2 separate regions of the Homo sapiens genome follow, and region 2 is linked to region 1. A link is a loop called in an ENCODE intact Hi-C map of the cell type or tissue named here. Cell type or tissue: heart left ventricle. All regions are shown on one strand. Links, peaks and the distances in the headings refer to the core of each region. The heading gives the core; the rest is flanking DNA.

Region 1 (2,921 bases), core at 251-2,750:
GTATACATGTGTGTATATATACATGTATATATATGTGTGTGTTTATATATATATAAATGTGATATATATATATCACATTTTCTTTATTTACTTGTTGATTGATGGGCATTTGGACTGGTTTTGTATTTTTGCAATTGCAAATTGTGCTGCTATAAACAATCCAAATCGGTAAAGAGGAAGTCAAATTGCCGCTGCTCGCTGATGATATGATTGTGTACCTAGAAAATCCCAAACACTCATCCAAAAAGCTCCTAGAACTGGTCAATGAATCCTGCATTCATTCATTCATTGTTCAACAAATACTCGTTGGGTCCTTTCTAAATGTGTCAGGCACTGTGCAGGGTGTTAGAGAAACATCAGTGAACAAAAGGGATAAAATCTCTTCCCTCATGGGACTCACACTTTAGTGGGATGTGTGTAGTGCATGATGACATAATTGTAGCACCCATTGTATGCAAATAGGAAAGGAGGCTGGCATGATGTCAGGCCAGTGTCACAGCCCCTCTGAGTCTGTTTCCTTTCCCTTAAATGACTTTGATAGGTCTTTCTCTTAAATGACTTTTTTTTTTTTTTTTTGAGACGGCGTCTCGCTCTGTCGCCCAGGCTGCCACGCTGGAGTTCAGTGGCAGGATCTCGGCTCACTGCAAGCTCCGCCTCCCAGGTTCACGCCATTCTGCTGCCTCAGCCTCCCAAGTAGCTGGGACTACAGGTGCCCGCCACCACACCTGGCTAATTTTGTTTTTGTATTTTTAGTAGAGACGGGGTTTCACTGTGTTAGCCAGGATGGTCTCGATCTCCTGACCTCGTGATCCGCCTGCCTTGGCCTCCCAAAGGGATTAAATGACTCTTGTAGGCCTTTCCTCTTACCGACGTTGTAAGCATTGAATAAGAGGGTGTTGTGAGTTGAATTGTATCATCTCCAGATGCATCTACTGATGTTCTAACCCCTGGAAATAGGACCTTACTGGAGATCTTGTCTTCACAGAAGTAATGAAGTTAAGTTGAGGCCATTTGGGTGGGCTTTAATCAGTAAGACTGGTGCTTTTATAAGAAGTGGAAATTTGGATACAGAGACATGCACAGAAGGAAGTGAAGAGATCCAGGGAGAAGACAGCAATCTACAAGCCAAGGAGAGAGGCCTGGAACAGAGTGGAGTCTCCCCCATAGCCCTCAGAAGGAATCACCCCTGCTGACACCTTGATTTTCAACTTCTGACCTCCACAGCTGGGAGAGAATAAATTTCTGTTGTTTGAGCCACCTTGTTACAAAACTCCAGCAAACCAATACAGAGGGTTTCTGTAAAGTGTTGATCTCAGTGTCTGGCAACTATGAAGTATTGCACTGGACAAATGGAGGTTGTAAGAATAACAGAGGTAAATGATTGCCTGGCCCCTAGCCAACCCTTATTCCATGCTACTCCCTCCCTCTCACTTTAACAAGGTTTGTTATAAAGGAAACTCCCAGTCAAATCCCTGTGGTCACTCCTCCGACCGCTCCCACCTCTTTGCCGCCTTTTCTCAGATAGGTTGCTTCAAGCCAAAAGCACTTCTCCCAGCAGTTCTGACTTGATGAAGTTATCTTGTTTCAGGGCTGAGCAGAGCTTTCCATGACAATAGCTCTCTGGGGGAAACGAAGCCAGCTGTCACATCGCTGCCTGACACTTTGCTATCACACATTTTCTTCCAGGTCTCCTTGTCCGACAGCTTCTTCACAAGTGGCTCCGTGCAGGGCCTCCATGACCTCGAATGACTGATTGCCACCTAAGCGGGCAGTTGGGCTGCATTATCACAGCTGTTACAAGGAAAGAGAGGGTTGTAATCCCTCTTCCCCAAATGACAGACTGCTTGTTAGACACAGAATGGTCACTGTGGCTTGTAAGATGTGGGTGGGGAAGAATAATCCATTTATAGAAAACCACAGACTGACAACCTCTCCTTCTTGCTGTTCCCTGTCTCCTTAAACCTGTTTTCTCTGCCCACTTATCGGATCATACGGATTCTGAAATGTGTCTGACATCCAATGGCAACTAGCAATGTGCAACCAAAAGTTATTTCTTGGCCTGGCATGGTGGCTCATGCCTGTAATCCCAGCACTTTAGGAGGCTGAGGCAGGCGGATCACCTGAGGTCAGGAGTTTGAGACCAGCCTGGCCAACATGGTGAAACCCTGTCTCTATTAAAAATACAAAAATTAGCTGGGTGTGGTGGTGGGTGTCTGTAATCCCAGCTACTTGGGAGGCTGAGGCAGGAGAATCACTTGAACCCAGGAAGCAGAGGTTGCAGTGAGCTGAGACGGTGCCATTGCATTCCAGACTGGGCAACAAGAGTGAAACTCTGTCTCAAAAAAAAAAAAAAAAAAAAAGTTATTTCTTGCCTGGCCAGGATACCTCAACCACTGCTTAAAACACCTACTATATACCAGACATATAAAACCATTTATTGATCTATAAACATTTATTGAGTTTGTATGGTAGTGATTCGAATGAGTGAAGGTGTCAATAAGAGATACCAACTAAAAGCAGCTTGACGAAGTCATTATATGAAGAAGACACTTGCACATGTGTGTTTACAGCAGCGTAATTTACAATTGCAAAGATGCGGAACCAACCCAAGTGCCCATGGATTGAGTGGCTAAAGAAAAACGTGGTATATATACACCACGGAATATGACTCAGCCATTAAAAGGAATGAAATCATGTCTTTTGCAGCGACTTGGATGGATCTGGAGGCCATTATTCTAAGTGAAGTAACACAGGAGTAGAAAACCAAAAACCGCATGTTCTCACTAAAAGCGGGAGGTTGAGCTATGAGTACGCAGAGGCATACAGAGTGGTATAATGGACTTCAGGGACTTTAAAGTGTGAGAGTGTAGGGGGGCCAGGGATGGAAAAAACCTACACGTTAGGTACAATGTACACTACTT
Region 2 (2,921 bases), core at 305-2,804, 52 kb after region 1:
AAAAAAAAAAAAAACTTTGGTGTTTTTCAATACCTTGTCATGATTGGCCCCCATGGCTTTCTCTCTTGATCCTTCTGAGTATCAGAATAAGTATGATCCAGGACTGGAAGACATCCATGTATGACTGCAAGGTGCTAGAAAGAGTGGAAACATATTACTTGAGGAGCACACTAGGGTCTAGGAACATGTTGGGGCATTATGACGCAAGGAAGTAGGAACTAATGCACACTCACTCGGCTTTGCTGTGAGAGCCTCCTGGATTAGATAAGGCAATATTACTCCTAAGGCTGCTAACTGAAGGTCCATGCAGAGAATCTAGCCTGTAGATATTTTGCTTGGGTCACCATTTTATTAACATTATTTTTAATGTGTTACCAATCCTTAAAAATTGGGAGATCTCTTTAGAAATCTAGATTTCTGGCTTCTTTTGAAGATTCAGAAGCTGATGCATCCCTGGACCAAAATTCCCACTGGCAATAGTAGGCTATTTTGGAATAGCTGCTGGTCCCTTTGGACAGATGGGCCCTCTCCCATTTGTTTTGACCTCTGTCCAGGTTGCTTTGCCCATTTTCATTGCCAGCCTGGTCCCTGTAGACCCTGGAGTTTGAGACTCCCTGTGCTATTCCTTTGCTTCTATGTCTGGCTATCTCAGCTCCCCCAACAGGCGCATATTCTGGGCTCCTTTTCCCACTGGGTACTTGGCACCTCAGCTGGTCTGTTTCTCAGCATTTCCTGGTGATCTCCTTACACTGAACCCAGGCTCCCTCCCACAGCAGTGTCTCTTGTATTCCTGACTGCACCTGATATCTTTCATCTGTCCAACAAACATTCTCCCATTTTTTCTTTCTTTCTTTTTTTTTTTTTCACTAAAGAAAGAGTCAATTGTTCAGCCTCAGGGGATGCATCACAATTGGTCTGATTTATCTGTGGAAATTCCATTTTATTTTGCCTGGAATTGGTTTAGGGGTGGGCATGTGACTCAGTGGCTCGGTTCTTGCCAACGACACCTAAGAAATCTACCAGGAGTTTCCGACAAACATTTTCCTCTCTCATTAAAGAACGATTCCTTCCTTTTGGAAGAGTGTCATCATGTGGAGATGTATTGCTTGGAGTCATAGCAGCCATCTTGTGACCATGAGGTGAGACCTCATTTTCACACTGAGAGTAACAGAGGACAGGATGGTCCCAGGATTCTCATGCTATCACTGAGCTGCTAAGCCAAATCTAGGTTTGTTTATTATGAGCTTCTTTGGTTATAAGCCCCACATGTACTTACAGCTTAAGACAGTGTGGAGCTTTTAAAAAAAATTAATTGTAGCCAAACGCATTTCTAACCAATACATTTTTTCTCATCAGGTAGATTACAAACTTCATGAAGGCAAGACTGCATCTGTTTGTTCACTAGTATATAGGCAGGGCTTAGCACAGTGTCTGACATATAGCTTGTAGTCCACAGATATTTATTTAATGGATGAATGAATCCATCTTGGCATTTGAAACTAAGTTAAGTATGAAGACAGCAGCAACATCTGACTTATGTGCTGTGGTCCAAGTATGTAATATATTAAACAAAATTCAGGTGAGTAGTAACATAATATGCTGAAAACCATTTTACACATGAGGGTTCTTGGGCTTTAGAGAAGGTAAATTAGTTGCCTATATCCATGGATGAAAAATAGTTGAGTCTGTATTTGAACCCCGGCAGTTCAGGTTCAAAATCTGTACTCTATGGACTCTGGTTATGTCCTAAAATCTACTGCTTGCCACCCTCAAGGGAAGACATAATGTTTGCAGCAAATGATATAATTCCTACAGGCTTTGCTTTGCAAAATACAACGATGACAGAACTATCCAGCAGAATTCGGTTCCCGTGAGCCTTTGTTCACCAGATGCTATTTTTGTGCCAGTTAAGAGTAGAGCTACAAAAACTGGCGTCATAGAACCCGACAATTAGAAGAAAATTTTGGCATTCATCCCTTTAACTACCAGCTTCCGAGCTCATGCTGTGGCAGCCAGAACATGGACCTTGGAGTCTGATTGGCTTGATTTCAAATTCCAGCTCTGCCACTCAAAAGCTGTGTGACCTTGGACATGCAATATCAGCCCTCTGAACCTTGGTTTTATCACCCGCAAAAGACAGGTGGTTCTAATGAGGTCAAACATGCAAAGTGCTTTGCACAATACCTAGCACATAGTAGGCACTCAACAATTACTAGTTTCTGGATACTATGCTCTTCCATCTCAGTTCTGAAGTCAACCATAAGTAAATTTTTTTTATAAAAATTATCTCATTTTACATATAAGGCAGACGTTAAAGGGATGTGGAAAATTCTTTTGAAGATTTCATAACCTTTATTTCTAGGTTTGGTGCCAAAGAAGTAAACCTCAGTTCATCCCACTATAAAAGAGAAAGAACTTTCTACCTAATGGACAGTACAGCTGAGATATTCTATGATTTAATTAAAAGCTGCAGAGTGTCTTCCTATCTGCAAATGAATGACATTTAAGTAGAAACTAGTGTTCAGCTATTTCATTACCTGGTTAAGTAATATGCCCCAAATAGCAAGCTTTAGTAATTACTGTACACTTTTCTTAAATACGCTGTTTACTGATTACCTTATAACCGGATAATACACATACATAATTTTATATTTATAGATAAGTGCTCTTTCCCGACAACTTGAACACTTAAATTATGCAATGCAAAAATCACATAATTGTGGAGAAACATTTGTCGTCTGGCATGTGAGATCTCCAGGTAAATAGCATAATTATAGGTATCTGTTTGGAATCAATAGAAGGTAGGTCCTTCTATTGATTTACAAGTTATCTTTCCATCATTTTTCCACTTTTAAAAGTGAAATTCAAGGGCTGGGTGCAGTGGCTTGTGCCTGTGTTCCCACTTTGGGAAGCTGAGGTGG

What was found. Peaks named below come from ENCODE experiments on the same cell type or tissue, not always from the same donor. Only the 100,000 strongest peaks of a DNase experiment are listed, where the experiment ranks them.
Region 2: it touches region 1 in a loop (14-fold over the local background); 9 of 110 quality-filtered maps call a loop at or near these places.

The regions. Positions count from the first base shown.
Region 1 is chr16:9,368,710-9,371,630 of GRCh38, forward strand. All of the region lies in intron 1 of LINC02177 (long intergenic non-protein coding RNA 2177), which reads left to right. Among named protein-coding and RNA genes, the nearest start is that of LINC02177, 15 kb to the left of the region's middle. In heart left ventricle, for the core only: no CTCF peak of the experiment used is centred there; a DNase peak (open chromatin) is centred at 1,692; H3K27ac peaks cover 644 bases.
Region 2 is chr16:9,420,921-9,423,841 of GRCh38, forward strand. No RefSeq gene overlaps it. Among named protein-coding and RNA genes, the nearest start is that of LINC01177, 23 kb to the right of the region's middle. In heart left ventricle, for the core only: no CTCF peak of the experiment used is centred there; no DNase peak of the experiment used is centred there.